Regions from separate parts of the Homo sapiens genome. Here region 1 is linked to region 2. A link is a loop called in an ENCODE intact Hi-C map of the cell type or tissue named here. Cell type or tissue: PC-9. All regions are shown on one strand. Links, peaks and the distances in the headings refer to the core of each region. The heading gives the core; the rest is flanking DNA. Region 1 overlaps LOC105373718 (a long non-coding RNA gene). Region 2 holds the start of LOC105373718 (a long non-coding RNA gene).

What was found. Peaks named below come from ENCODE experiments on the same cell type or tissue, not always from the same donor. Only the 100,000 strongest peaks of a DNase experiment are listed, where the experiment ranks them.
Region 1: it touches region 2 in a loop (6-fold over the local background); 3 of 110 quality-filtered maps call a loop at or near these places.

The regions. Positions count from the first base shown.
Region 1 is chr2:160,575,061-160,591,164 of GRCh38, reverse strand. All of the region lies in intron 2 of LOC105373718 (a long non-coding RNA gene), which reads left to right. Among named protein-coding and RNA genes, the nearest start is that of RBMS1, 89 kb to the right of the region's middle. In PC-9, for the core only: no CTCF peak of the experiment used is centred there; DNase peaks (open chromatin) are centred at 7,884 and 8,184.
Region 2 is chr2:160,639,841-160,655,944 of GRCh38, reverse strand. It overlaps LOC105373718 (a long non-coding RNA gene), which reads left to right and starts at 7,423. Exons shown (of 3, transcript XR_923526.3): 1 at 7,423-7,575; 2 at 7,742-7,831. In PC-9, for the core only: no CTCF peak of the experiment used is centred there; DNase peaks (open chromatin) are centred at 5,544, 7,484, 7,824 and 8,664; H3K4me3 peaks cover 2,656 bases; H3K27ac peaks cover 3,590 bases.

The DNA.
Region 1 (16,104 bases), core at 3,855-11,854, 64 kb after region 2:
AAACTTCAGCTGAATTAAATTTAAAGGAGTTTAATTGAACAATGAACGATTTGCAAATCAGGCAGCACCCAGAATCACAGATTCAGAGAAACTCCAGTGCAGTCATGGGGTGGAAGAAGATTTACAAACAAAAAAAGGAAAGTGACATACAGAAATCAGAAGTGAGGTACAGAAACAACTGGATTGGTTATAGTTCAGCATTTGCCTTACTTGAACACAGTTTGAACACTTGACAGTATATGAGTGGTTGACATATGGCTGCTGGGATTGGTCAGGACCCAGCCACTATTATAGGCACACACTTCCAAGTTAGGTTCTCAATCTTGTCTACCTATTAACTTATGTTGTAATTCGTCCACAAAGGACTCAAATAGAGAAGTACAGAGTCCTTATCAGGCCATATTTAGTTTGCTTTAATGGAAAGGAGGGGAAGGGGAAGGGAGGAGGGGAAGGGGAAGGGAGGAGGGGAAGGGGAAGGGAGGAGGGGAAGGGAGGAGGGGAAGGGGGAGGGGGAGGAGAAGGGGGAGGAGAAGGGGGAGGAGAAGGGGGAGGAGAAGGGGAAGGGGGAGGGAGAGGAGAAGGGGAAGGGGGAAGAGGAAGGGGGAGGGGGAGGAGAAGGAGAAGAGGAGGGGAAGGAGAAGGGGGAGGGGAGGGGGGAGGGGGAGGGGAGGGTGAAGGGGGAGGAGGGGAGGGGGAAGGGGGAGGAGGGGTGCTAAATTCTTCAGAGAATGAAGGACAGTGACCTAAAATCAATAGTTATCTGAACCAGGAAGATTAGTGTGTGCTTTAAAGACACTTTAAGGGAGGTGAGACACTTTGCAAAGAATTATTTTAGGAATTTTAGAAAGAAATTTTATTAAAATTTTATTGGTTTGCAAATGACAAAGAGGAACTAAGAGGATGACTTGCCCACCTCCAGTTCCTAAATGAGAAAACAGGTGCAAGAAACACAAAGACCTCAAGGACAGCCAGGTTTCAGTCACAGGAGTATTTCCTAACTTGTTCTTTATTATTACCCCCCCTAAGGAGCCTTTTTAGGTATTACCCGATTGTCCCCTGTGAAATTGTGAAAGATCTATGTTTTGTATGTAAAGAGTATGATTTTTTCACTGCCCCTGCCCAACAAGAACTAATTTTTGCCCACATTGAGAATTCATATATTAAAGCAAGAACGTAAAGGGAGTAGTCAGAGAAGAGGTTGAAAATAAATGAAGCCCGTTACTGGAAATACACGGATACAGGCCCATTCACTCATATCACTAAATTTCTTACTTAATCTATGTTCAATTAGTTAACCAAAGAAACTTTAGGGCCGGGCGTGGTGGCTCGCGCCTGTAATCCCAGCACTTTGGGAGGCTGAGGTGGGCAGATCGCAATGTCAGGAGATCGAGACCATCCTGGCTAACATGGTGAAACCCTGTCTCTACTAAAAATACAAAATTAAAAAATGAGCCAGGTGTGGTGGCGGGCACCTGTAGTCCCAGCTACTGGGGAGGCTGAGGCAACAGAATGGCATGAACCCGGGAGGCAGAGCTTGCAGTGAGCCGAGATCACGCCACTGCACTCCAGCGTGGGCAACAGAGCGAGACTCCATCTCAACAAAAAAAAAAAAAGAAAGAAAAAGAAAAGAAAGAAACTTTAAAAAGAGAGGGGAAAAAAATGAACAGGTGGAAGTAAACATTGAAATTATGAGCCTCCATTTGCAGCCAATGTCTGGTTCTCCATGATGGGGGAGGTTATGATACAATAGATGCTATCTTCATACATCTCAGTATTTTTGCATCCCAGGTACAACTGTTGGATATCCTTAAAAATGTTTTTATTCATGAGAAGAAAACACTAGTCATTTAATACCATCTATATTTGAAAAGCATACCAAAGATAGTTCTGTGCTTTAACCAAAATGACATGACATACATTTTGGGGGGTAAGACCTCAAAAGCACAGATGACAAAAGCAAAAATATACAAATAGGATTATATCGAGCTAAAAAAACTGCTGCACAACAAAGGATACAGTCAACCCAGCGAAGAGACAGCCTACAGAATACAAGAAAATATTTGCAAACTATCCATATGACAAGGGATTAATAATTAGGATACATAAGGAACTCAAACAACTCAATAGCAAGAAAACAAATGACCTGATTTTTAAATGGTCAAAAGACCTGAATATACATTTTTCAAAGACCCACAAATGGCCAACATTTGAAAAACTGCTCAATATCACTAATCACCAGGGGAATGCAAATCAAATTAATGAGATATCATCTCATTCCAGCTAAAGTGGCTAATATCAAAGACAAAAAATAAGAATGTGGAGAGCAGGAAATGCTAGTAAACTTCTGGTGGTAATGTAAATTCGTGCAGCCACTATGGAAACCAGTATGGAGTTTCCTCAACCAACTAAAAATAGACCTACATATGACCCAGCAATCTGCTTGGTATATATCCAAAAGAAAGAAAATTGGTTTATTGAAGAGATATCTGCATGCCTGTTTTTTGTATCATAGTTCACAATAACCAAGACATGAAATCAACCTAAGTGTCAATCAATGGATGAATGGTTAAAGAAAATGTGGTGTGCATACACAATGAAATATTATTTAACCATAAAAGAGAATGTAATCCTGTCACTTGCAGCAACATGGACGGAACTGGAGGTCATTATGTTAAGTGAAATAAGCCAGGTACAGGAAAACAAATATCATATATTCTGACTCATATGTGGAAGCTAAAATAGTGGATCTCATGGAGGTAGAGAGTAGAATGATAAATACCAGAGGTTGGGAAGGATTGGGGGGAAAAGGGGATAAAGAGGGGTTGATTAATGCATAAAACAATTAGATATTAATAGAAGGAATAAGTTCTAATGTTTGATAGCACCACAGAGTGACTATAGTTAAAAATAATTTACTGAATATTTTAAAATAGCTGGAAGGGTAGATTTGAAATGTTCCCAACACAAAGACATGATAGATGTTTGAAGTGATGTATATCCTAATTACTGATTTGATCATTACACAGTGTATGCATGTATCAAAATATCACACATGCCCCATAAGTATGTATGATAATTAGGTACCAACTTAAAAAACATTAAAAGAAGTTTCAGAAGACTTTCAACTTGAAACTAGGCTTTCAACTAGAGAACCATAGCTGCAAATGTCAACATAGTCCATCTTTCACTCCTCATGCTTCTGATCTTACTTTACTGTATTATAGGACTCATTTTCTCTCTCCCTTTCTACTTCCCAGTCTGTTCTCTTCTGCATTTCTTCTTATATATTCTTAAAACTTCAGTCAAAAATCTCCTATCAGCCAGAACTAGAAGAGGGGGTTATGAGCTAGAGGTTGAAGCCTGACCTCCAAATGCTAGCTGATCAAACAGCAAGCAGAAATCCAGCACTTCTGTCCTCTTGCACTCTGCTTAAACAAGGCATTTGGTTCACAAAGTGAGCCTTGTTAACCAACCAATATCTTTGCTAATGATGGACCAACAAGGACCAATGCCTACTTAGGCATACTGTACCATTTGGAAGACTTTGAGGCCGGATTCAGTGGCTCGCACCTGTAATACTAGCACTTCGGGAGGCCGAGGCTGGCAGATTGCCTGAGCTCAGGAGTTCGAGACCAGCCTGGGCTACATTGTGAAATCCTGTCTCTACTAAAATACAAAAAAAAAAAAGTTAGCCAGGCATGGTGGCATGTGCCTGTAGTCCCAACTACTCAGGAGGCTAAGGCAGAAGAATTGCTTGAACCCAAGAGGGGGAGGTTGCAGTGAACCGAGATAGTGCCACTGCACTCCAGCCTGGGTGACAGAGTGAGACTCTGTCTCCAAAAAAATAAAAAATAAATAAATAAATAAATAAATAAATAAATAAATAAATAAAAGACTTTGAAACAGGATCTTAGACAGATCAGCTCCAGATCAAGCATTCAAAGCACAAAGAGGATCACAGCACAAATGGCCATGTCAGGAATCCCATGCAACAGGGGCTTCGGGGTAGTCATCAGGTGAAAAGATGACTTTCAGGTGCAGCTGTATTTGGTCAGAAAACCCATGTGTGTCTGTGTGGTTTTTTGTTTTTGTTTTTGTTTTTTTTACCTACATTGTATGAAATAGATCAATTAAAGTGGCAAGTTTCTATGAATGCTTAGTAGTACTTTTTATTTGAGCGTTTCTATAGTATGATGTATTTGTATTTGACTTTTGTTATTCTCGTTATTTGGAGTAGCTTTGGGGAAGCTGATAGAGATTGTTGAGGGCCAAAGACTCACCCCATCTCTCTGTCACCACTTGAATGCATTTCTCAACTATGAAATGCTTAACTCGGTGATGGTTACACCAGATTCTCTGACTGAGGTCTACAAGCTCCATGCACTAGAAGCAGCCTGGAAAGAACAGCAGGGGACCCAGGCTCTGCAAACAGCAAGTGCAGGTGAAAATTAACTCCTCCTCAGCAAGCCATTGCCAATCCCTTTTTAAAATTGAGACACAATTCACATACCATAAAAGTCACCATCTTAAAGTGTACAATTCAGCAGGTTTTAGTACGTTCACAAGATTGTGATCATCACCACTAATTCTAGAACATGACTCCAGAAAGAAGGAAATCCTATGCCCATCAGAAGACATTCCCCATTCCTCACTTCCCCCAACACCTGGCAACTACTCATCTATTTTCTGTGTCTATGAATTTGATCATTCTGGTCATTTCTGGTCATATAAGCAAAATCATAGAATATATAGTCGTTTGTGCCTGGCTTCTTTCTTTACCATAGCGTTTTCAAGGTTCATTCATGTTGTAGCATGTATCAGTACTACATTTTTTACGACTAATATTCCATTATATGATTATATGACATTTTGCTTACCCATTTATCCATTCATCACTTGATAGACATTGGATTGTTCTTTTTCACTCTTATGAATAATGCTTCTATGACCAACCCTTTTTGAAAGGAAGCTTCTGGAGCCCTAGAATTCTTAAGAAGAACTCCAATTCTCTTGCAAATACCTTTTCAGCATCACCATTCTCACTAGCCCCTCTCCAGTTTTACCTCGTCTCTCCTTCTTCACTCTATCTCCTTCAAGTTTATGGCCACATGAGGCAGGAAATGAAGGTCATGACCCAGGACTTCCTTCCATGGAGCTTGCAAAGAAAAGTGGTGAGAAAGGAAGAGCAGCCAGAAAAAGGAAGAGAAGTAGCAACCAGGCATCCACGCAGTGGGCCTGAGGGATCTGGGTGGGAACAATGCCTCTGCGAGGAATGGGACTAGCAACCCAAGACTGGCTCCTAGCAAGGCTGCGGTGTCCCCATGACCCTGGGTACTGTGCTTCCCTTAGTGGGAGAACAGATATAAACACTAGTGGCCAAGTTCCTCAGCTCTAGGCAGTCAGGCCCAAAAGGGGAGTGATAATAAAGGCACTGCCCCAGTAGGTCTTCTGCCCTTTGACAGTTCCACATTTTACCTACCCTGGATCCATTGTCTGCTTGTCATGTCATTTACTCTCTCCTCTCCCAATCCCTCTCCCAGCAAGTTTGATTCTAGATTCATCCATAAACCTACACATTCACATCTGTGCTTGAGTTGGACCCCTTCCTGCTATGAACTCCCTAACTAACCCCTGACCGCCCCGATCCTGCTATTCCCTTCACAAATGCCTCCCTATGCCTTGCTTCTGACCCTAGCCTGCCCTGGCCCTGGTTTTGCTGTTCCCAGCTTGGCTCTGACAATTCCTAGTGATCTCACCCCATTGCTGATCCCAGATGGGACAGTTGTGTTCAGAAAGGTCATCAGTCAATGGGGTGTTTGGAACTCAAAGAATTTCCTCATAGAAAAAAATCATGATAAATAGTGGTATGGTTCCCAGGCCAAACCACAAAGGCCTATTTAACCAACCATGGTGCTGGCATGGCTGTTCTAAGCCACAGGGTCCCCTAAGTGAGAGTGACATGGAGGGAAATAGGCAAGAGAGTAGAGGCCCCTGGCAACTTAACAATTCCCATGGAAACATGGAATGAGGGAAATTCCAGTGGGAAAAAAGGCAAGGAAGAGATTGAGCAGTATCCCATAGGTCATCCAAGGAGAGATGAAGCACTCAAGATGCAGAGCAGAGGGCACCCTGCCTGGAGAGGGTTTGCAAAGTAGAGACTATTGCAGACTGGACTGGGAGGAGTCCAGGGGCAAAGAAGCAGAGGCCAGCCCTCTGAACGTTCATAAGCAAAACAGCATTATTGCAGGCCTGCCCTTGCTGAGTACCTGCCTTCCTGCTAACTCTGTCCCTGTCTCTCTTCCTGTGAAATTCCTGATTCTTCTCTGGCCCTTTGACCATCTCATTCTGCTTATTGGACATCCCTGATAGCTGATAGATGGCTTTTTGCATAGTGAGATTGGCTTTCACTGGTTTGCTTGTTTTTTTGGTCAAGGGGCCAATTGTCTTGACTGTTTCACATCCACTCCATTCCATGTCCTTACTTTGAGAAAATGCACCATGAGTTCCTTTAAGGGAATCCCTCTCTCTCATTGGATACAGACTAGGGGGTTGTTGATCAAGGTACCATGCCCTCCTCTAACAACAGATCTACTATCCTGTCTTTCTAGCTCACCTTTCAGCCTTCCTTAATCTTCAAAGGCCTCCCTAGCCTTTTAGTGAAATGCTTTGTGCTTGAGCCCACTAGATTTGCAATCAATGATCTCTCACACACACAGGATATCAAAGCGTTCTGCTTACGGCTTGATACTTTCTAATACACTCCCTGAATGCTTGCTGATCACTTGGCCCCAGTTCACTCCTGCACAGACCCTGCAGTACCACATGTGCCCTGCTTGCCTGGCACCTCCAAATGGCTGCTGCTTGGGGCACACTGTAACCTGTGCTATTGCTCTTCCCTGTGAGGTTTGGGCTGAAATGAAAGCAAATATCCATTACAGTTGCCTTCTTAGCCCCCATCATGTCTTCCCCTTCAAAGTACACATTCCATTCCTCTAGGCCCATGTATCTCAGAGTCACGTGGGCGACATAATTAAATGCAGACTCACAGGCCCCAAGCCCAGGAATGCTGTTTCAGTAGGTCTGGTGTGGAGCCTAGGAATCTGCATCTCTACAAACACCCCAGGTGACCACACAGCCCATGGTCTGAGAAATGCTGCTGTGCAGTGAGTCCAGTCACGCCACACGCCTGTCAGCTGAGCTATTCACTGGGGCTGCCTGAGCTGTTGCCCTGACCGAACCCTTCTTTTGTGAGATCGCAAGGCTTTGGGTAAATATTCTTTTTACTTTCATGGGTAGTGACAGAGAGAGACACAAATAGAGAAATAGTAACAGGAACAACAGATAATAGTTCCAGCCCCAGGAATCAACTGGCAAATTTCAAAGTTAACAGTTTTTGCCAAGCTGATTACTGGTCAAATATTTTTTGACTGGCAAGGTGAGAGAAAATCTGCATATTGATAAAACTGTAGATATGTTGGTGGAAAGATATACACATTTACACCCATTCTCTTTATGTCATCATTTTACAGTACGAAGAATAAAAACGCATGTGCACAATGAGTTAGCCAACCTACCTGATCAAGGGGAAGCAGAAATAACTCAGAACCTCAGATCTGTAAACATCTAGTATATTAACACTGTCCCAGAAAAGGCTTTGTGTATCAGACTATGAGGAAGACCTGCATCAAAGGCAGGAGGAGGGGACGACTGCAGAGCACAAAAGGATTTTCAAGCCCTCATTTCTGTCCTGTGCAATGGAAAATAGCAGAAATGTTGGCAGCAAGACAAAACAAATGGTATTTCAGACTCTTGAAAAGTATTATATTACATGCAGTTCCTAATGATATCTAGTATTAATCTAAAACTAACACCCAAGGTCAACTCTACAGTATGTTTTATGATTACTAAATGATACAACATTCTGAATGTCTGGGAACAGACATTTTTGCATGGGAGATGGCCTAGAGAGCTAGTAAGAAGCTTGTTTTTCTTTGTTTCAACATTTTCCTCTCCAACTTCCTATCACTCCCTTCTTTAAAGAAGAAGAAGAAGGAGGAGGAAAAATAAAACTATTTGTAGTAACTGCTCTAGTTTCTGCCCTTAGAAATCTGCTCTATTTATTAACTACTCCTCCGGTGAAGAAATTCCACTGAAATTCCTTCAGGGCCTGGCTGCCTTTCAGCTTCTCTCTGCACATTCCTGCCTCTATGTATGTCACCATCTTAAATAGCTGAGCCTTCTGTGCTTTAATAAGGTCTCTCTATAATCCTTTTTTTTTTTAAGAACACAGACCTAGTTTTGCTAAATTTCTGAATACCTTGGATTATAAAGCCCCCATAATACTAATTAATTTCTGTTCTACCTTGTCTCTGTCCTCACTGGTCGGCTAATAACATAAGGACCAGAACTGACCTCATTATAATAACTTCTTACATTTCTTACAGCATAATGGAAATGATTCCTCCAGGCTGGTATTTGAATTACATCCCCCTCCCTCCTGCTACCCCCCCATCCCCAACCCCGAGGCACTATGTTAAAGATTTAGATGTGCATTCTTCACAGATTTCAATTTTCTGGGTCCCAAAATTTGGGTACTAAATTTTTTACAAGGCATATTCTTTTTCTTTGCAAAGTTCATGACATGTCCAAGCATTGCACTGTCTGCATAGAAAACTAAACATTGTTACGCATGGTTCTGAATTACCATCAGCCAGAATTTATCAAAAAAAAAAAGAAAGAAAGAAAACTGTAAACATCCTATTGTCTTTCTTATGACAGGGGCTTGCTTGAAAAGAAGCTTTCAGAAGCTCTTAGTAAGAGCATCTCACCCCTTAGGGTATAAGGAGTCAGCAAACATTTTATCTTGATTTTACCCAGATGGAGGCTTTTGAGTTCTGGTCCTATGAGAAAATCCCAGAACTCTCTCCACAAATTTAGATTAGTGACGTATTTCATAAATGCATCTTTTCCCTTCCCCTTCCCCACTCCACTCCCCTTCTTAAATTATCTCCAGACCCTTGTAGCACAAACTAGTCTTGGAGCTGGATGAGGAATAATTTCCAGTGTTCTATACCACTGTAGGATGACTGTAGTTAACATTAATATATTATATACTCTCAAATAGCTAGAAGCAGGATATTAGATGTTCCCAACACAAATAAATGGTAAACATTTGGGATGATGGATGTGGTAATTATTCTGATCTGATCACTATACATTCTGTGTGTTGAAACATCACTGTGTATCCCATGAATATCTCTAATTATTATTTTTCCATTTTTTAAACTTTTTTTAAAAAATCAGTATTGGAGCAAAGAATTGACTGGCTCTTTTTGCTGATTCCTCAGCAGGATGAAAAGTACCCCTGTCCACATATTGGGACCCCTTCGATTTTCTATTCAAGTGGCTTTCTGAGGTTTTCCGTTGAGCCCTGGTGCACACTCAAGGCAATCGTTCTCTATATGAGCTGTCTGTGTCATCCTGAATAGTAATCTTACTTGGGGCTCACCAGGGCCCTCCTCTGGCTCATTCTTGCCCTAGCTCCCGCTACCAGTGATTTTTAACTTGTTGGTTTACATGGTCATGATGTCCCACATGGCTTGGGCTATAATTTTCTTACTGACTTGTATTCCACAGCTCACATTCAACCTCAATGATACCCTTAAATCATATCACATAAACGGAAACTGAATAGTTGGAGGGAATTATTTAGACACTCCGTTGGAGGCTGTTATATTGGAGGATCTCCCTACTACATCAGGCTGTGGCAGCCAGGGATTTTGTCACATAGCATGATTTTCCATCCCCTTTGAAACACAGCCCTCTTTCCTTTGAGGAGCTCCTATGCTTGCCCCTGTGAAGCTAGAGACAGAGCTTTACCACTAAATCACAGGGGGAGGCTCACATGGGCTGGGTCAGGCCAGTCACAAGACGTCATCTCCCCACAAGCCATGTGAGTCAGAATCTTTCCCTGAGAATGATACTCAGATGCTAGATGTAGGTTTGGATACAATGGGTTGGTGCAGCTCTGGAGCTAATGATGGCCATCTTCTCTGCCACATGGAGAGGGTAGAGAGGGCCACGCTGCAAAATGAGGCTCAGCGGAGGCAAGAGACAAGAAATGAGTCCACGGTTCTTATCCCTAAGGCTCCAGCACTTAAAGCTCTTCTGTGAGCCACTATATCTTCTTGAGCATTTTCTGTGAGCTCACTTCTGTGAGTCTTCAGTATCTTAAAATCAGAGCTAATTCATTATTTTATGCTTAAGATCATTCATCTTGGGTTTCAGTCATTGCAACCAAAAACACTTTGTCTAAAACCTCTTCCCTTGGGAATGATGGAAATGTACTAGAGACTGCATTGTTCCAAGGAAATTCCAAGAAACATAAGATAATGCCAGTCCTTGCCTAATTAGGGTGAGCACAGAATAGGGTGAGTACTAGTAGACATCGTGGGAAGGTCTATGGCAAAGGTATTAGAAAGCTTCCAGGTAAGGAAGTGAGCCACAAGATCAGTGATAGCATAAAATGGCTGATGCAAAAAAGGAATAAGAGGCAGGAGCTACAGTATTGAAAAACAAAAACAGAGAAAGCAGCCAAATAGAAAAGATGAAGATAAAAAACAGCTATAGGTTTAACCACAGAAGACAAGAAATGTCACCTCATTGCAAATACGTCTGACCAAATTACATCCAGAAATGTGTTTTCAAATGTAGGTTTTAAAGGGAAAATAGGGGGATGACATGCTTACATTCCAAGGCAATACCACCATGGCCAGAGCCAGGCCAACCACAACGTGGCTCCAGGACCTCGGTCCTGTAGGCTGTTCCAGGGGGACCATGAGGTGCAGACTGTGTCTAACAGCCCACCGATCAGATCACCTCAGCCACTCTCCTCCCAGGTACTCCCACAATTAAACCAGACATTTGGAGGCCCCCAATCTTTGGCTTTATGTTGGCCATTTCATTTTGGAAATGTTTCTTAATTTAAAAAAAATTATTAGTGGAGCAAGGAAACATTCTTGGCTTGCAGCAAACAGAAAGATAATCAAAATATAGTTAATTCTATTTGAAGGAGCTTAGATGCTGATGGGAGGGCTGTGTAGATAAGGAACTCACTTAGAGGGAGAGGGAATGGTAGGGTTGTCCCTGATGGTGTTCACTGACCTCAGGATAATGCCTTTAAACACCTCCCTGCAAGGCAGACAGCTAACTGGAGAAGGACACAGCCTCTGAGGGCAGGCAGCCCAAATCCAAACCTGGGCTCTACCTCCCACTGATACAATCTTGAGCAGGTTGTATGGCCTCTTTGTGTCTCAGCATCCTCACCTGTAAAATGGGGAGAGCAATAGTATGCATACCTTAGAGAGAGAGCTATTGTAAGGACTAAATGAGTTACTATGCATAAAGAGATTTGAACAATACCTGATATATGGTAAGTGCTAGGTAAGGGCCATAAAAGTGCTGGCAAGTATTGTTACAATCCCAGCTGAGTTGGAAATAATTGACTGCTACGTGGCTATGAGGTAGGACAGCAGGACAGATTTTAAAATTCTTTCCCAGAAGAGCAGCTTCTTGTGGCATTATGTGTTCAGAGAGCAGCTTAACCCTGGACAGATCCAGGGAATATCAGGCACATCCTTTCATTGCCTCACTCCTCCTGTCTCAATACATATCGTACTCTCCCATCCCTCTTCAATGGTTATTTCTGCAAACAATTTTATACTTTTCAACAGTGCAACGTTTTTGTTTGAAAGAAAATCTGAAATGTCATCTCCCCAATGTAAAAAACAATAAGCATTCTTTTATTCTCCTCAGCACCCCATTTATTTCCAAACTGGGTTTGGTTGGTTGGTTTTGATTATTTCATTCATTCATTGGTTTTATAGTACCAAGAAAATCCAGATTCTCAGAGATAACAATTGCAAACAGTACTTTTTTAAATTTAACATCTTACCTTGCATTCTTGGGAAACTTCAAGTAAATAAAGATGGCAACAAACTCTGGCAAAACTGGTATATAATATAGTTAAAAATGTGTATTTTTAAATATAAATTTTAATCTAATTAAAGTATACTTTAGGTAAATTCTAACCCAATATTTCAACACCCTTAATTTATAGCCTGTAACCTTGTGGTTGGCAAAATTCTAAGATAGTCCCCAAGGTTTGTAACCCCTGATATATACACTCTATTTGTAATCGCCTCCCCTTGAGTGTGGGCAGGACCACATCATATGTGAATATGATGGTATATCACTCTCATCAGTAGGCTGTTATGTGGCAAAGATGAAGCGATTTTGCAGATGCAAATCATGACCCTACTCAATCAACCGTACTCAAAAAGAGGTTTCCTTGGGTGGGCCTGACCTAATTAGGTAAGCACCAAAAAGAGACTCAAAGCAACAGTGGATAGTCTCCACTATCCTTGAAGAAGAAAGCTGCCAGGCTGTGAGAGGACTACATGGCTAGGACCTAAGGGAAGCCCCTAGGGAAGCAAGGAACACTTCCAGCCAAAAGACAACAAGAAATGGCGACCTCAGTCCTACAACCACAAAGGACTGAATTCTGGCAAAAATCCTTGAGCTGGGAAAGGATCCTGAGCCTCAGATGAGATCAAAGCTCTGGCCAACACTTGAATTTCAGCCTTGGGGGACTGCTGAGCAGAGGACCTAGTTACTAGGACTCCTGACCCACAGAAATTGTGAGCTAATAAATGGATGTCATTTTATGCCACCAAGTTGTGATAATTTATTGTTTACCAATAGAAAATGAATATGATCTCTACAGAAGACAGTATGTGCTCAATATTAGAGAATGCCCAGCTAGTAGTCAGGGTATCCTAGGAGACTTTCTTGAAGTTAATATGGGTATCTCAGAAAAAAAGCCACTACTCAGAAAAGCAAAATTAAAACCCTCGTAAAGTCATCCATGAGAGAAGGAAGCCCAAGGAACTAACAGCAGTGTTTATAGCCCAGGAAAAAAACGAGTGGCCACGGACCTAATGGAGGTGTTGAAAATACCTTCTGTGCACACATGGAGAAAAAATGAATATAAGACATGAAAGAGGGCTACAACATTATAAATAACATTTGTGTTTTATACCAATTCCTAAAATACACACTTATTGAAGTTTAAAAATTAAGATATAAAAAGAAAATATTTTGATGTTGTTGTAATCACATGTATTTTGTATATTTTGTATTTTGCTTTTTTTTTAAGTTCAGCAGTACATGTGCAGGTTTGTTATATAGGTAAATTTGGGTCATGGGGATTTGTTGTACAGATTATTTCATCACCCAGGTATTAAGCCTAGTACCCATTAGTTGTTTTTCCTGATCTTCTGCCGCCTCTCCCCCTGACCCCCCCCACTGTGTGTTATTCCCCCACATGCGTCCATGTCTCATCATAATTTAGCTCCTACTTATAAGTGAGAACATGTGGTATTTGGTTTTCTGTTCCTGCATTAGTGTGCTAAGATTAATGGCCTCCAGCTCCATCCATGTCCCTGTAAAGGACATGATCTCATTCTTTTTTATGACTGCATAGTGCTCCATGGTGTATACGTACCACATTTTCTTTATCCAATCTGCCACTGATGGGCATGTAGATTTATTCCATAACTTTGCTACTGTGAATAGTGCTGCACTAAACATATGAGTATCTGTGTCTTTGTGACAGAATGATTTATATGCCTTTGGATATGTACTCAGTAATGACATTGCTGGGTTGAATGGTATTTCTGTTTTTAGGTCTTTGAGGAATCACCACACTGTTTTTCCACAATGGTTCCACAATGGTTGAACTAATTCACACTCCCACCAACAGTGTAAAAACATTCCTTTTTCTCTGTAACCTCACCAGCATCTGTCATTTTGTGACTTAATAATAGCCATTCTGACTGGTGTGAGATGTTGTCTCATTGTGGTTTCAATTTGCATTTCTCTAATGATCAGTGATGTTGAGCTTTTTTTGGTATGCTTATTGGCCACACGTCTTCTTTTGAAAAGTATGTCATGTCTTTTGCCCACTTTTTAATGAGTTTGTTTTCTTGTAAATTTAAGTTCCTTAGAGATGCTGGATATTAGGCCTTTGTCAGATGAATAGTCTGCAATGTTTTCCCCCATTCTATAGGTTGTCTGTTTACTCTGTTGATAGTTTCTTTTGCTGTGCAGAAGCTCTTCAGTTTAAAGAGATCCCATTTGACAATTTTTGCTATTGCTGAAATTGCTTTTGGCATCTCTGTCATGAAATCTTTCCCTTTTCCTATGTCCAAGGTTTTTATAGTTTGAGGTTTTACATTTAATTCTTTAATCCATCTTGAATTAATTTTTGTATATAGTGTAAGGAAGGGGGCCAGGAAGAGAGCCAGACTTTTAACATAACAAATGTTATCCTGAGTCATTGCATTTTGTCATCTGCATCATTTTAAGGGGTGCATATTATTCCATCTCATGGCATGGGCTGTGATTTACTTAAACATTTTCCGATTGTTAGATGTTAAAGCCGTTCTAAATTTTAAAATATGTATTCTGAACCTGGGGGAAACTTTCAAGCATCAAAACCTATAGGAAATGGTGTTAGTTCATAGAGCTTCTTCCCTTGCATTTGACTACTCACCATTTTAAAAACAGTCTAAAATAAAGCTAGCAGGGGTTCCTGCTGAATAAAATCCTATCTTATCCTTAGAGTTTCCTCTGTCCTTGGGTATTCTTTTTGTTCAAACATGCTCTGACTTGATCCAGATTACTTATTTTCATTGCAATTTCCTCCCCTGGGAAATCTGTTCTTTCCTGGCCTGTCTCCCTCTGTCTCCTTTGTAAACACTAAAGTATGATATGAGATTTGTCCTAAGTAATGTTTACTTTCTCCTTTAGTAAAACGGCTCTTCCATCTCTGAGAAAGCCCTATTGTTGCTATCACTAGTCACTCATTCCTTGTACACATGCAAAATAAGCCCTACAAGCCTCTCAGTGATCCTCCCATCCTCCCATTGCATGACTTTCATTTATCATGTTTTCCTTATACTGTCATGAATTTACTTTGTCATCTCTCCAGCTTGCCTCTGCCTGTGCTGTCATATGTTTGTACCCAGCACAGAGAAGCCACAGAAGCTAGTGGATGGTGGCTTGGTCTAGAGGGCAGGCCTTGAGTTCTGGTCTACCTTTAATGGGTGACTGGTATATCAGATGGGAAAGGGGCTCCATAAGGGAGATGCCCTGAACCATGTCTTTGGGGAGTGGTACAATGTAGCGCATGTAACATGGGTTTTAGAACCAGACAGACCTGAGGTCATTATCAGTTTTGTGGCCAAAGACAAGCTACTTTCATTCTTTCAGTTTCCTCATTTGTAAAATGTAATTGACAATAGTACTAACATCATTAGGTGGTTGTATGGATTAAATGAAATGATGCATGTGCCCTTAGCATAGTCCTTAGCACATGGTAATAGGTAAATTTAAAACCATGACTAGTATAAGTTGCTCCCTAGTTGGGACATATTAGAGAAGGCTTCCTGAAGGAAGTGAGGCCCAATCTGAGATCTGAAAGTAAAGGGGTGAGGAAGTAGGCCCAACAAAGAGAATTTCAAACATAGAGGACAGCACATGCAAAAGACCTGTGGTTAGAGGGAACTTTGCTCATTAAGAATATCAGAAAGAAGAACAGAGTAGCTGGTACAGAAAGTGGAGTGACTGAAAAATAAGAGATGAGCAGGTGTCAGGCCCAGTAAGCCTGTATGGGATGTCTGTGATTTGGCTCTTGAACCCAAGTGCCATGGAAAAGCACTCAAATATTTTCAACTGGAGATAGTGGGAAGGTGGGGATGATGGAATCATATTTTTATTTCAAAAGTCAGTTATTTCAGGAGCAATGTAAAAAATTAACTGAAGATGAGTATTAAAATTAACATGGAAGGCCTTTTAGCAGGCTATTGCAGTAGAAGAAACAAGGGATAATGGTAGCTTAGGCTGTTGGTTTTGATGATGGAAAGAAGTAAAATCAAGAGACATTGACAAATAATAAGGAAGAGGGAAATTTCAAGAATAACTTCAAGGATCTAGGCTTGCACAGGCAAGTAGATTAAGGAGCCACTACTTGAGAGAGGGAAC
Region 2 (16,104 bases), core at 4,839-12,838:
TCCTAAGGCAGACCCTGGAAGACCTCCTGGAGAGGAGGTTCATGTCAAACCAGACTAAATGCTTGCATGCTGATCCTTCACTGCATTGGTAGCAGAAGCCTCTTAACCCCATTTTCTGACCTCTGTGGCTTGCCTTGTAAGCCCTCTGTGACTATACAACAATGGGCATTATCTCTCATTTGTGTTTTCTTGATCCTAACTTCTTTATGAATCCACTTTTTTCCATTAGTGGCTCAAGCCCCTAAAATCTTATTAGTAGGAATGAAAATAATATCACCTCCTGAGGCTCATCAGTCACTAATGAATTGACTAAAGCCCTGAGGTTTTCAATACTTCAAAATAGGGGGTTGATGCAATAGATAGATAAATGTGTGTTTGATCAAAAGGGTGAAGAATGGGAAATACCAATGGTAGAATAGAAATATACAAGAAAACTTGTAAATTGACAAGGCAATTAAAGAATGAAAAGTTGATCAAACTTACAAAAATAAGAAGAAATAAGAGCACAACAAATTACTTCCTATGGATGGTATAAGATCAAGTATACCAATTGTAACACGGAATGTGACCAGGTTTTCCTATTTAAAGACAGATATTTTTACTTTGGTATTTAAAAATAGAAGTCTGAGCTATATGTTGTTTATCAGAAACACATTTTCAGTAATAATAATTTTTTAACGAACTGAAAACAAAATGGAGGGCAAAATAATATTAGGCAATCACAAACAAAAATAAACAGCATAGGCCAGGTGCCGCGGCTCATGCCTGTAATTCCAGCACTTTGGGAGGCCGGGGCAGGTGGATCACTTGAGATCAGGAGTTCAAGACCAACCTGGCCAACATGGTGAAACCCCATCTCTACCAAAAACACAAAAATTAGCCAGGTGTGGTGGTGCATGCCTTTAATCCCAGCTACTCGGGAGGCTGAGGCAGGAGAATTGCTTGATCCCTGGCAGCAGAGGTTGCAGTGAGCCGAGATAGTGCCACTGTACTCCAGCCTGAGTGACAAAGTCAGATTCTGTCTCAATAAAATAAAATAAATAAATAAAATAAACAGCAGGAGAAATATTAATTTCATAAAAGTTAAATTTATGATTCAAAGCACTAAGCAGGATAAAGACAGAATATGATGACTAAAGTCACAAAAGTTATATAAGTCATATGTGGGAGCCTGCCTGGGAATACTGGGTGCTATAGGCTTAATAAATAATTAATTATTTAAAAAGTCACATCTTCCAAAGAAGATAACATATAGATCTACATGCACAAAACAGCATATGAACAAGAAAAATCTTTAGAAATGCAAACAGAAAAATATTTAAAAGTGCAATTACAGCAGGAGACTTTAAAATCCCTCTTTCCAAGTGGTTTGATTAGTAAGAATAAGAATAAGAATAGGCCAGACGTGGTGGCTCACACCTGTAATCCCAGCACTTTGGGAGGCCAAGGTGGGTGGATCACCTGAATTCGGGAGTTCAAGACCAGCCTGACCAACATGGATAAACCCTGTCTCTACTAAAAATACAAAATTTGCTGGGCGTGGTGTTGCATGCCTATAATCCCAGCTACTCAGGAGGCTGAGGCAGGAGAATTGCATGAACCCAGGAGGCAGAGGTTGTGGTGAGCCGAGATCATGCCATTGCACTCCAGCCTGGGTAACAAGAGCGAAACTCCATCTCAAAAAAAAAAAAGAATAAGAAAAAGGAATTAAACAGTACACTGAATGAGCTCATAATAATATAAGTAGAGATTCTTTAACTAGACAATATCCTTTTTCTTCCTACATGCACATAGCACATTTACAAAATCAATTTTGTACTGGCCAGAAAACAATTGCCCTTAGCAAAAGTTTTAAAACAGAGGCTTTTACAGGCCATATTCTGTAATCATAATCCAATAATATCAGAATAAATCATAAAAATACCCAAACAATTGCACCTACTTGGAAATTAAGACCCATACTCCTAAATAATCCTTGAAAACAAAAGTGGTTGCTAAAAATGGTATGCAGTAGAAGAGACCCGCACCTTGCATGTACACAGCCCTCCCTGAGAGATAAGAAGTCATCCTTCATTCTCATCGGTCATTTTTATCTTTAGCAAAGCATCCACACCTATTCATCTTATCTCCTGGTGTCTGTCTGGGATTGATATTTACTTGTTTATTTATTTATATCACTGATTTGTTCTGTTAAAAATAAACCAGTAATTCAAGAACAAATTAAACTGTCAACTTTTTAAAATCAAATAAAGCATGTGGTTAGTTTTGGTATTTTCAAATATGTAGTTTAATGTAGTTTTATGCATTGAAGTTAATAATGTGAAACACTTAGGGCAGGGCACAGCAGTGTGTCCCACATGCAACATTAGTTATTGTGTTCATACCTCAGTCCCTATCTCCTCAGCTGAGTAGAAAGTCCTCCCTCCCCAGCCCCAACCAACCTGTAGGTTCCTCCCCTAATGTGCTCCAAAGTCTCCCATGGTGCCTTTTTCTCCCTATAGGGCCAGTTCCCATTACTCCCAATTCCTGGAGCTGGAATTTGGACATGTCTCCCTGAAGCTGGAAATACACCAGAGAACGTCTTAGAGCAGCTAGAGCTTCCCACATAGCACTTGGCCCAGCTCCTCCTTTCTAACTGTGCTTGTTGCCTTCTCGACAGAAACACAGGAGGGCCTTCTTTCCAGCTCTCTGAGAAATGGTCAGGAAGTAGAAATGCACAGCCCTCTAATTTCAGGTTCCAATGTCTGCCCAGAGTTCCCAAGCATGTAGGCCTCATGGAAATTACATTCTAATGCAGGAGACAGAAAATAAACACATAAACCGATAATAATATAATAACAGGTAGTGACAAGTGCTATGAAAAACATACAGCAGGATAGACCAATCAGGATCCAGCCAGGAAAACAGTCCAATAAAGAGTATTCCAGGATTTAATATGGGAAATTAGAACAGTGTCAGAAATGCTTAAAGAGCAAACATGACAATAAGGCAAACTGGGAATTTGCAATTGCCTATTGGGCTGGAGAATAAAGGAAAGAAATGGTATTATTGAAGCCCAGAGGCCAAGGCCACTTCGCAGATGCTAGAATCATGGGGGAGATGCAGCCATATCTGGAGATGCCACCCAAAGGAGAGAAAAGGTGAGAAATCTCCTGGGCGTTTCCACTTCCTTCTTTCTCCTCTCCCCCAAAAGAGTAATGACCAAAGTTAACTTGAAGCCAACTGGCAAAGGAGGCTAGGAGATGTGATTTGCAGAGATCAGCCTCCGCAGTAGAGAGAAAGTGGAGGAAGGTGGGGCATGGGTCTGAGATGAGACAGACAAAATCCCAGTTTGCTGATAGAGGGATTGCCAGTGGTGACAGATGATGGGAGGGGACTATTTTAGAGAGGATGGTTAGGAAAGATCTGTGAGGAGCTGACATTTCAGCAGACACCTGAATGAAGTAAGAGAGTAAGTCATCTAAAGATGTGAGGAAACCACACTGGGCAGAGGGAGGAGCCAATGCAGACTCTGAGAAAGGAACTAGCTTGGCACGTTCAAGGAGCAGACAGGAGGCGGATGTGGGTGGCGCAGAATGAGCAAAGGATAAAACAGCAGGAAAGGAGATCAGAGAGATGGAAGAGGCCAGAGCATGCAGGGCCTTCTAGGCCACCACGGCCAGGAACTTGGAGTTAGTGACAAATGTGATGAGAAACCACGAGAATATTTTGCATAATATAGTGATGTGAACTGATCAACATTTTTAAAAGATTATGTTCCTATTGAAAATACAAGTACCTCAGTTGCTGAGCACACACTTGTTCCTGTGAATCTGTGTCGTTCTGCCTCCCATCCTGCCCCTCTGGTGCTATCACAGCAGCCCTGCAGAGCCAGGGTTCAAGGCCTCTTCTCAGAGCCCAAGGAAAATGCTCCTGAGTGTGCCCTTATCTTTGGAAATGACTGGTTGTAGTGAGAGAAAGATAACCTCTGACAGTCTCTGTGTAGCAAGACCACATCTCTGAGAGATGATTCCTGACACTAGTCAGGAAGGCGGAACTAAGTTCACTACATCAGCCAGGGGTCCAGACTGCCCTATCAAGAAAAAGAAAAAAGTCTTTTAAAAAGATTCTGTGTAGGTTGTAAGAAACTTGTAATTCAATGTCCAAAGCCCTCCTACCTTAGCCACTTCCCTGGAAACTCTTACAATTATGGCCCTAAACTCCTCATACAGGATATTTGTCTGGTTCTGCTGAAATATCCAGCCCCAAAGAGCACATCCTCTATTAGTCACATACTAAACTGTTAAGCAGAACATCCCACGACTCCCATCTGGGACTTGCAAGCTTGATACAGCACAATTACAGTGTGGGCATAGTGTTACTTTTTCCAGAGCAGCTCTATCACCACCATTGTCTGTCAAGCAGTCAGATGGAAGCAGGCTTGAGGGGGATGATGACTGAATTTTCCGGGTTCTATCAATAGCAAAGCTGTCTACTAGTTGGGATCAGAACTATGAAAAGGTCAGAAACATTTTAATGAGGAATACAGGTTCTTGGGGGTGAGGAATGCCAGATAGTTCTCTTCCCACCGGAATTCCAGCTACTAGGATTCATTCACCCTGTTCTTTATAGAAAATTAACTGGAATAAAAATATAAAGAAGTTTCATGTGTCAGAAAATATTATTCTCATTATTTTCTTCAACATTTAACAATATAAAAACCACACTTAGAGCCATATAAAAATGAGCAGTGGGTCATTTTTGACCCACTGGTTTGGCCTATGGGCCTCAGTTTACCAACTCCAGCCCCAGGATGGAGTCTAGCAGTTGACAAAACCCTTCCTCCATATAGAAAGCTTCTCATAGCTTGTTTAAATGTGAATGGAAAGCCAGAGATCACTAGACAGGTGAGGAAAGTCTCTAACAGAGGAGTAGGAAACCAAAATTTAAAAACAGCAAAAAAAAAAAAAAAAAAAAAAAAAAAAAAGGAACTTGCAGGGAACAAAACCAATGCAGAGAATAGGAAGAAATCCGCCCCTAGTCACATGGGTCCTCAAAGGGACTCATGAAATGAAAAAGGAGAAGTGTCACAGACAAAAGATCCAGAATCAGAATGCCATTGGATTATTCAACTCCAGCAGTGGAAGCTAGAAAACAATGGGGCAATTACTTCAAAATGTGGAGCAAAAATGATTTCCAACCTGGAATAGGTAGCAGGCCTTGAGAATAATCAGACTGCGTTGGAACATGAACATGGAGAGTTAGGAATGAATTAGTGAGTGTGTATAGATAACCAAGCTAACAAAAGAACAAACAATTATTAACAGGGAAAACAAGAAGGTCAACAAGAAAGGAAATATAATAATACTATACCACATGACTCAGCTGTGACTAAAAATCACATTCAGAACAATACAAACACTGAAGTGTGATCTACCTTGAAATTATATAGTTCTGTAGAAAGTTAGGGTGGAACTGAAGAGGGCAGATATTTAAGAAAGCTCAATTCTCATCTTCCATGGTATACAGGAAGTCCAAAGATAATATCTAAAACAGGAAAATCAAGTAAAAGCAGTTTAAATATGGGATTTTGAAATATAGAGGAAATACCTAAAGAATAACTCTCAAGAGTTGAAAGTGGTTATTCCTAGAGACTGAGAATGGAGGTTGGAGAAGAGGTAACTCTGTTATTTATGTGAAATATGCAATTTGGCGTATAAAGTTGAGAGTCAAATGAAACATTCAGCTCTAATGCAAAAAAATAATTTCCCAGAACTATAGTTTAATGGTGACCAGATTCTCTGATTTTCATAGGATATTTTTCCCCATCTTTGAATCTAATTTTGTAAAACCATTCCTGTAAGATTAAATTTCTTGAATAGCAATGTTACAGGACCCTTGCAGTGTTGCTTCACCAGCCAGAAACCTCTGTGGCCAGCGGCGCCTCTGCCCGAGTTTTGCTGTGGCCCACTGAGCTCATTTTGCCCACTTGGCCTGTCAGGCTGCGCTTGGCTCCCTCTACCAGCTTGGATCCCATGCCTGCCAAGGGCGAGCCAGGTGTGGAGAAGTGAGGGGTGTGTGAGAGAGCGTGGGATCCGGCCACTGTGCACAGCCAGGCATACCAGCTGCAGCAGGACAGGCACCTCTAGGCACCAGCATGGGCGCTAGCTCCCTGCGAGGCTGTGGCTTGACGAGACGTACCATAAGCAGCTTCCACGGCTGACACTGGGGAACATAGTGTGGCACCCAGAACCTTGGAGATGCCCAGAACCACAGAGTCCTAAAGCGGGTATCACAGCCCTGGCTCAGGGATCTCCTAGGTCTGGGGTCCCCAAAGGGCTGCAGCTCTTTTCTCCTTCTCTCCTTCTTGTTGCCCGCAACATGGTGGGCAAAGGTCGTGTTTCAGCCCTGTTTGTGCTACTGCTCCTTCAGCCCTGCCATTCAGTGGGTCCTGAGTTCTTATCCTGCCTCCAGGAAGAATTAGGTACACAGACAAGTGGAGGGTAAGGAAGATGAAGAGGAGCTTTTTTGAGCAATAGGAGAGCTCAGAGGAGACCCGCAATGGGCAGCTCCTCTCCGTAGCCAGTGTCCCGACGAGTGTTCAGCTCTCAGCACAGGGTAGCTCTTCTCTACAGCTGGTCGTCCTATCATTTCTTTAGCTCTCAGCAGAGAGGGTCGTCCCATTGTCTCCCCAGCTCTCAGCAGAGAGGAGACTCTGGCGTGGGCAGCTTCTCTCTGCAGCTAAGTCTTCCCATTGTCTCCTCTAGTCTGGCTGAGTCCGGGCTTTCACGGGCCTCAGAGGGGAGGAAGTGTACGCTGATTGGTCCATGGCCATGGGAAGGCCTGGAAAAAGGCACCACAAGTTCCCACTCTTGTCCGCAGGACTAGAAGCCTGGCCCCCAGGCTTCAGGACCTCCCTGGCTTCACGGGGGACCTGTCCCCCTCCCCACAGTAGTCTGTCTGCTTCTTGCCACTGTTCATGGCGCCCAGGCTGTTTGTGCCAAGGGGCGCCTGCAGACCAGTGCCAAGCTGCCCTCAGTGCCCCCTCAGTCTCCCTCCCAAGCTTGTTGGCATCCAAAGTCCAGAGGGGGCCTAGGTGGCAGGGGGCTGGCTTGTTAGCATTGCCCTGAGCGTGAGCACACCTAGCCAGGTTGTGACAGCACCTGGGCTTGTCTTCAACTTTTCTCTGTGATCAGAGCAGGCGCTAACAGAGGGGAGAAGCCAGGCAGTGGGAGCAGACACCTCCGAGCCTGTAGGGGGAAGGGAAAGCTTTCCCGGGCCCGGGAGAGTACAGTTGTGCCTGGGTCCCCAGCAGCAACTTGGACAGCTGCAGCCACGCCTGGGAGGGTAGGGATCCTGCCTGCTCCTGCCAGCTCTGTGGAATGTGGCACTGCCCCAGACCCAGCTCCACCTTGGGGCCTCTCTCTGCCCGCCCCTCTGTGCCTGACCGCGCTGCTCCCCCACCGGTGGGAGACTGGCTCAGCTCCCAGGGCAGTGGGTGAGGTGCAGGTGGCGCAGCACTCGGGCCAACCCGGCACAAATGAACCTGACGCTCCTAGGGCCGGCCCTGCGTGTACCAGCTGCGCTGTCGGCCAGGTATTCACCTCCCCCAGCATGCAGTGGGAAGTGAGGTTGAGGCCGCGGTGGAGGCCGGGCGCGAGAGCAGGTGCTGCCCGGCCGTGCGAGGGTGGGGGTGGTGCAGTCGGCTGCCTCGGGGACGCGGGGTACAGGGGACCCACCGCCACCACTGCTGCTCTCACAGCTGCTCCTGCTGCCGCCTCTTGCGCCTCCCCACTGCAGCCCACATGATAGCAGCGGCCCCTCCGGATGGCCTGCCGCTGCCATCAGCAAGGTGAGTCATTTTGTCAGTACTCAAAGAAGCCTATTTAAATGGTGTACCCCAGGATGTTCAGTGCACAACCTAGACAATGCTGTCAACCTGCCTCATACTTCTTACCTGCTCCATGTTTACAAACTATAAGATAAAATCCAGAACGAGTGGCACTGATTTGCTGAAATTAGATCATCTCTTTATGGAACAAGTTGTGACTGTTTTCATTTCATTTAGCCAATTATTTTAGAATAAGCTTACTACCAAAAACCTAATAAACCGTATGGAGACATTTATGGGTATGCCAAACCAAGCTAGAATGGAGCAAAGCAGTATCTGTGGCAAAGAGCAAGCTTCTCAGAAGTGCTTTCTAGAGGCATTTTCCAGTAGAGGCACTTTCTCTCCAACCGTCTGTGTTTGCACCTGAATCACATCAGTGTAGCCAGATGCCAAGTCTCTGAGAACCACTGAAGAACACTGGACACAGATTGATGTCAAAATGGGGAAGCAAACCAAAGCAAAAATGCTACTTAACCAGAAAACTTGGGTAGAAAACAGCTGTATGAAAAATGACATAGCCATTCAAAGCACTCTGCCAACGTCTTCCCAAAGTTAGCATACACCCCCAAACACAGTTGCAACACTGCAAGCAGAGACTGAGAGAAAAGAGGGTGGCACTGGGGCCAAAGCTGATTTTTTTTTCTCAAACTTTACTTTGCTCCCTGCCTCCCTGACTCTAGCCCCAGGGCCAGGACAAGGGCCAGGTAGCTACTCCAGCCCCCACATGGAGGAGCGCAGAGCCGACTTTCAGGTTGCATGAACAAACCACCTATGTTGGCATCTTAACAGGTACCAGCCTGCCAGGTTTTATTACCTCTTACACAAACAGGTCTAAAGACCGCAACTTCTGGGGAAGTGATAAGCTTCAGCTGGTTAGCTTGGTTAACATTCCTCTCCTTTCTTTCCTGAAATCCTTTTCCACCAGCTCTTGGGCTTTCTGGGCTGGGCTCTGCATTAAGTCCCTTAACAAAGACTCTCTTTTGTTATACAATTAACTAGACAGTGTCTTTTTGTTAGGTGCTTCTTAATATGTATATTATTGTCTTAACTGAAATATCCAGTGAATTTTAGCACCTGGAAAGACTGTTCTATGTCTCCTGAATCTACCAGATCAACTGTCTGTTCTAAATGTACCAGACACATGCGGTTAAGCAATTCACCCAGTCTTGTCTGAGTTTTGTTATTGTATTGTGCATTATTGTGCCTGATTGGCATGGTATCTTGGCCAAGAATGCAAAAAGGCAGTGATAGGTATAGCTCACTACAGCACACACACACTCATAGGCACACCCACAATACTTGCTGAAGCAGATGAAATTCTTGCACCGAAGCAGGTATTTTAAAAATAGCCCTCCATGGAAAATGAGTCCTTCCTATTAGCAAACAGCGTAATTTAGAATGCTTTGGTGATTAATTTCAGAAATGCTAATTGTGTTAAATTAAGAGGACTAGATACTGCCAATTGACGACTAAATAGACACTCAAAGACCTGAGGTAATATGGAAGGGTACATCTAAGTTTATTCTGCTAAAAAATATCTGGGAATGTCCTCATAATTGACTAACTTTTGGTGCTTCTTAGAAACAGTGTCAGTTTTTCCTTTTATCAAATGGCAAGAAATCTTCCTACCAGACTGATGGGACAGTAGTAAAGGTTTATATACAAGAGGCTAATACATTTCTTTTAAATACAATTATGTATTTTAAAAACAAAGGTACAGAAGTATAACCTATTGAACTAATTCTGCTAAGGCAGCTGTTATGCAGATGATAGTAGACAGTATCCAAACAGCACTAAATATTCATATTCGCCTGAACCATACATATATAGCAATCATGGCTCAGATTATTAAATAAATTTCATCTTTTAGATTGGTGCTTCTCCAGATTGGCCAAAGTCACCCAGGAACTTTTAAAAACTACAGATTGCCTGGCGTTCCTCCAGATGGCAATGTCCAGGAGTGAGTCTGGGTTTTTATTTTTTATAAGAGCCTTAATGATTCTGAGCTAGGTTTGGATCACTGACTTAGAAGGTCAAGATAATTGGCTCTTCATTTGTTGGGTCTGGTTACATTGCTTGTCTTAGAAATCAACAGATGCATCATCTGGTCATCAGTAATATATATGGTTGAGTCAGTCAATATTCATGCAAAAATTTTTCCTAAAATAGAATCTTGGAGAGATCCATCAATGTTTCCTCATCCCTGAAACTGCATTAAAGACCACTCTCTTGATCATCCCCAATCTGATAAATTTAATTTATTGTCAGGACGTAAGAAAGCTGGGTCAATAGTTTAAAAAGCCATTGGAAAATTTAATGTAGTCCTGTTAATAATTTTGTGTCTCAGGCCAGGTGTGGGGGCTCACACCTGCAATCCCAGCACTTCAGGAGGCTGAGGTGGGCGATTGCTTGAGCTCAGGAGTTCAACACCAGCCTGGGCAACATGGTGATACCCTGTCTCTAAAAAATAATAAAAACAATAATTTTGTGGCTGGATATTAGTTTGATAATTGCTCCAAGGCTTTTCCTCCTTGTGTTTCCACTTCCTCCTTCTCCAGTCTGTCTGTATCAGGCTTTCCTCCCTTGATTGTAGCTTCATTATCTCAGGGATAGAAAACAGAGAAAGGCTTCCTCCTGCTGTTTTTCAAAAGCCTAATCCCTCAGGAGAATGTATAAGACTAGAAAGCCAAAGTTAAGAAGGGACATAAATTTTAAAAGGAAAAAAAAAAGGGTAATCTACAAAAGCAGACAGAAGAAAGGGGCTACCCCCATTCCCCAAATATTAAAAATCATCCCTGGGCTAGGAAAGGAAGTAAGGAAGGCATAAGCCAGTACTCCAGGATGTGTAAGAGCCTGAAGCTGGCCACTTGATATTCCAGGCAAAAAGATCAGAGGTTCTGGATGTTCTTGCTTCTAAAAACTACCTGAGTCCCAAGCATGTGAACAGGGACAATGGCCTATTTAGCATTATCTATGTGGCCAGAAGTTGACAGCTCAGACACACTGCCACCCCCACCCCTTGTTTCTTACATGGTATAAGGCTCTGAATTAGTTTGCTATGGCTGCCATTACAAAGTACCACAAACTGGCTGGCTTATGACAGACAATTATTGTATCACAGTTCTGGAAGCCAGCAGTCTGAGATCAGCAGGTTGGCAGGGCCATGTTCCCTCTGAAACCTACAAGGAGAATCCTTCCTTGCCTCTTCCTAGCTTCTGGTGATGCTGGCAATTCTTGGTATTCCTTGGTTTGTAGATGCATCACAGCAATCTCTGTCCCCATTGTCGTAAGGCTGTCTTCTCTACGTCCCATTCCTCCTCTTATAAGGACACCAGTCATATGGATTAAAGGCCCACACTACTCCATTATAATCTTATCTTAAATAGTTATGTCTGTAATGACCCTATTTCCAAGTAAGGTCACATTGTAAGGTACTGCAGGTGAGGACTTCAACATATCTTCATGGGGGAGATAATTCAACCCATAACAAGCCCTTAAATCTCAACCCGACCCCAGAATGAGAAGGATCACCAAGAATTCCTGAGGTGAAATTTCCCACAAATTGGTAAGATCAAGACTTGGATATCATATTAAGTTAAATGAGAGAAAGTAAAAGGGGGAGTAAAAAAATATATCTTGCATACTTGAGTTTGTAGACTGAAAGTGCACTATAATGTTCATTTGAATATTTAATAGTCTATGAGGTGCTTAATTTTTTTTTTTTTTTTTTTTGAGATGGAGTCTTGCTCTGTCACCCAGGCTGGAGTGCAGTGGCACAATCTAGGCTCACTGCAACCTCCACCTCCCAGGTTCAAGCGATTCTCCTGCCTCAGCCTCTCGAGTAGCTGGGACTACAGGAGCATGCTACCACACCCGGCTAATTTTTGTATTTTTAGTAGAGATGGGGTTTCACCATGTTAATCAGGTTGGTCTCGAACACCTGACCTCAAGTGATCAACCCGCCTTGGCCTCCCAAACTGCTGGGATTACAGGCATGAGCCAGTGCGCCCAGCCAGAGGTACTTAATATTTTAACAATCTATTGTGTGCAATAGATCTGATACTTCCTGCAACAGCTCCCTATCCCCACCCTCCATGTTTATGTTTAGCACAGTGGAAGTACCTGTCAAATAGCAAATAAATCAATAAGTAAGTGTTTCATGAGATATTTCAACAGAAAACATACAATTGACAAGATATTAATACAACCTGCTATTTTTCTTTGAAGGTATCAAACTATTTAAAATAAAGTCAGTTTCTTTCATTTCTGAATCTGGTGCTACTATAAAAACCATTTCAGTTAAAGCAACCTAGTTTCATTTATGATGCTCTTTACAACTTTCATAGTTATTTTTATCATAAATTTGTTTTTTTTCTTCGTCTTCAAAAAGTAGATAGATCACTGGGGAGTTGCAATCTCTCCAAAAATTCTAAATGCAGGTACAACATTTAAAGCTCATTTGATTAAAATCATTCCTTAGAACAGTGGCTTTTTGAAAGGTTAATTTTCTTCTAATGTAGTCAGATTTCTGAATCAGAATGCTAGTGCTCCAGCAGCTGTATTTCAGAAATGTCAACCAAAAATTCAGACCCTTATCACCAACTAGGGAAATAAGTTACAGAACTCATGTCACTCTTAAGTTCTAGCAAAAGCACGTTATAGATTACACAGAAACATTTTTAAAGATGGGGCTTTGATTTGACTGACATAACATATTTAGTGACCTTGTTTCATGGATAAAAATAGGTAAACTTTCCCCTGTGTTCTCATCTTTTTGAGGAAGAAACATAAGGATAAAGTCAGATGTTTGCATTGTTGGGTTTGAGCTTCCCTACAGGGGGCATTTACAGCTTTTTCACAGCTCTTGAAGTCAGAAAAAAAGATTTAGCTTTAAAAAAAATACTGTGTGCACCAGTTAGAATGGCGACCATTAAAAAGTCAGGAAACAACAGATGCTGGAGAGGATGTGGAGAAATAGGAACGCTTTTACACTGTTGGTGGGAGTGCAAACTAGTTCAACCATAATGGAAGACAGAGTGGTGATTCCTCAAGGATCTAGAACTAGAAATACCATTTGACCCAGCAATCCCATTACTGGGTATATACCCAAAGGGTTATAAATCATGCTACTATAAAGACACATGCACGCGTATGTTTACTGTGGCATTATTCACAATAACAACGACTTGGAACCAACCCAAATGTCCATCAATGATAGACTGGATTAAGAAAATGTGACACATATACACCATGGACTACTACATGGCCATAAAAAAGGATGAGTTCATGTCCTTTTGCAGGGACATGGATGCAGCTGGGAACCATCATTCTGAGCAAACTATCACAAGGACAGAAAACCAAACACTGCATGTTCTCACTCATAGGTGGGAATTGAACAATGACAACACTTGGACACAGGGTGGGGTACATCACATCCCCAGGCCTGTCGTGGAGTGGGGGGCAGGGGGAGGGATGGCATTAGGAGAAATACCTAATGTAAATGATGATTTGATGGGTGCAGCAAACCAACATGGCACATATATACCTATGTAACAAACCTGCATGTTGTGCACATGTACCCTAGAACTTAAAGTATAATAAATAAAAATAAAAATACTGTGTGCATGCATGCATGTGTGTGCATATATGTATGTATGTGTTCAGAAAAAAATGTTTGAGTTAACATCAATCTGAAAGACACACACCCCCAGTCTCTGGCTGTGAAGGAGAAACATCATCTTTAGTGCTACTATAAAAGATGTCCAGCTGTTCAAAAACAATTCGAGCCCATGAAACTAGTTTTAAAAATTAAATTCTTGTTTCTGAAATCATAAATATATAAGTCAAAGATAGAAGCTATAACCCACAAATAGATATGAGTTTAATTTTTAGTATCTGTTCAATTCATATCCATCCTACCACTTCTTTCCGCATGTTTTAGTATTATATGTTAGGACTTGTAAGACTAGAATCACAGGGCCGGGCACGGTGGCTCACGCCTGTAATCCCAGCACTTTGGGAGGCCGAGGTGGGCGGATCACCTGAGTTCGAGACCAGCCTAATCAACGTGGAGAAACCCCGTCTCTATTAAAAATACAAAAATTAAACCTGCACGTTGTGCACATGTATCCTAAAACTTAAAGTATAATAATAAAAAAAAATACAAAAATTAGCTGGGCATGGTGGCACATGCCTGTAATCCCAGCTACTCGGGAGGCTGAGGAAGGAGAATTGCTTGAACCCAGGAGGTGGAGGGTGTGGTGAGCCGAGATCACGCCACTGCACTCCAGCCTGGACAACAAGAGTGAAACTCTGCCTCAAAAAAAAAAAAGAGTAGAATCACAGAAAGATAAGTTTGAGGTATTCTATCCCTCCTTCTTCCACCTGAACTCTTAAATCGTTCTTAGATATTGAAGTTGGAGGGTTTCCCAAACCATTGTGTGTGGGTATTTTCTTTTGAGTGTGCAAGGCTTGGGGGGAACCAGAAAAGCACAGTTTACGAGTCTCAGCACAGTTCTCTGCCTTTCAAATGTTGACTGGACAATGAGATAGAATTAGAGGAGCCCACAAACATTTGACCCTATTTTTGGCAGAACACTGGAAAAAATGCCTATGTCCCAGCCTTGACCAAATTCTGTTTGGTTTCAGAGTAACCAAAGGATTGAAAGGAGAAATACTTAGTGCTCTCAGGGAAAAACATGACGGGGCTGAATCGGAGTAGAGTTCCACAAAACTAAATTATCATATTAGTTTAGGTGACCAAGGGCATCTCCTTTATTCTAGAAACAGGCTAAAAAAAAACAGTTATTTGCTCCAATCTTATCCTGGTCAGTGACTGTGAACTTCATTAAATGACTGATTTAGAGACTGGAAATCACTAATGAAGGTATAAGGTATAAAGAAGGTAGTTGGGGCTAGTATGTTATTCCACTGTGAATTAAGGATTATCTATATTTAGAATACTTTCCTTTTCTGTCCAAATCTTAATTAAACTTTTTTGAAATATGAAACTTTAAGAAAATATGTGGTCATGGTCAAATAAAAGTTTTGGAAGTAGGACCATGAGGGCAGATTTGAAAATAGAATTAGCCATCTATCTATTTAATAAACAAACATGTAAGACAATATAGCTCCTAGTTATTATGCTAGGTGTTAAACATTCAAACATGAAAAGAGACCTATCTTTAGAGAGCTTAAAATGTAGTCCAATTTAGCAATAAAAAAGAATGAACTACTGGTAACTACTACAACACAGATAGACCTTGAAAACCACTATATACAGTAAAAGAAACCAGTCACATAAGACCACAGATCATATGCTTTTATTTATGTGAAATTTCCAGAATAGGCAAATCTATAGTGACTGAAAGCAGATTAATGGATGTAGGAGCAAGAGGGAAGGGAAAATGGGAACTTTCTGCTAACATATACATGGTTTTGTTTGAGGATAATAAAACAGATTGTGGCGATGGTTGCCCACTTCTGTGGACATATTTTTTAAAATGTAACTGTACATTTAGATAAATATGGTATTTAAATTATATCTCAATAAAGATGCTTAAAAATATTAGTAGATACAGATACATTCTTAAAATGTCATAAATGGCATGATTAGCTTTATGCTGAAAGTGATGAAAAAGGAGACTGGGCTTGGTGGTGCATGCCTGTAATCCCAGCACTTTGGGAGACCGAGGCCAGCAGATTACTTGAGTTCAGGAATTCAAGACCAGCCTGGGTAACAAAGCAAGACTCCATTGCTACAAAAAATACAAAAATTAGCCAGGTGTGATGGTGTGTGCCTGTAGTCTCAGCTACTCAGGAGGCTGAGGTGTGAGGATCTTTTGAGCTTGGGAAGCAGAGGTTGCAGTGATGAGCCATGATCATGCCACCACACTCCAACCTGAATGACAAAGTGAGATCCTGTATCAAAAAAAAAAAAAAGTCGTGAAAAAGGCATAGAATGCACTGAGAAAGGGACAATTAATTTCAAATACAAGGCAGGAAGAGGAAGCATGTGACATTAATAGTCCGTAAATAATCAGTACATGGTCATCTCAGAGCGTTTCTCTGTGATTTACTCAAAAATGAACTCTACACAATGATATAGTTCAGTGTTTCTAAATTAATATGACACTGAAGACACCTGGGTAAAAATGCAATCTTGAATGTATGCAATTATCTCCAACCATCCCCAAAACTAAAGTTAAATATGTTTTTCAAAGTTAACAAAAAGT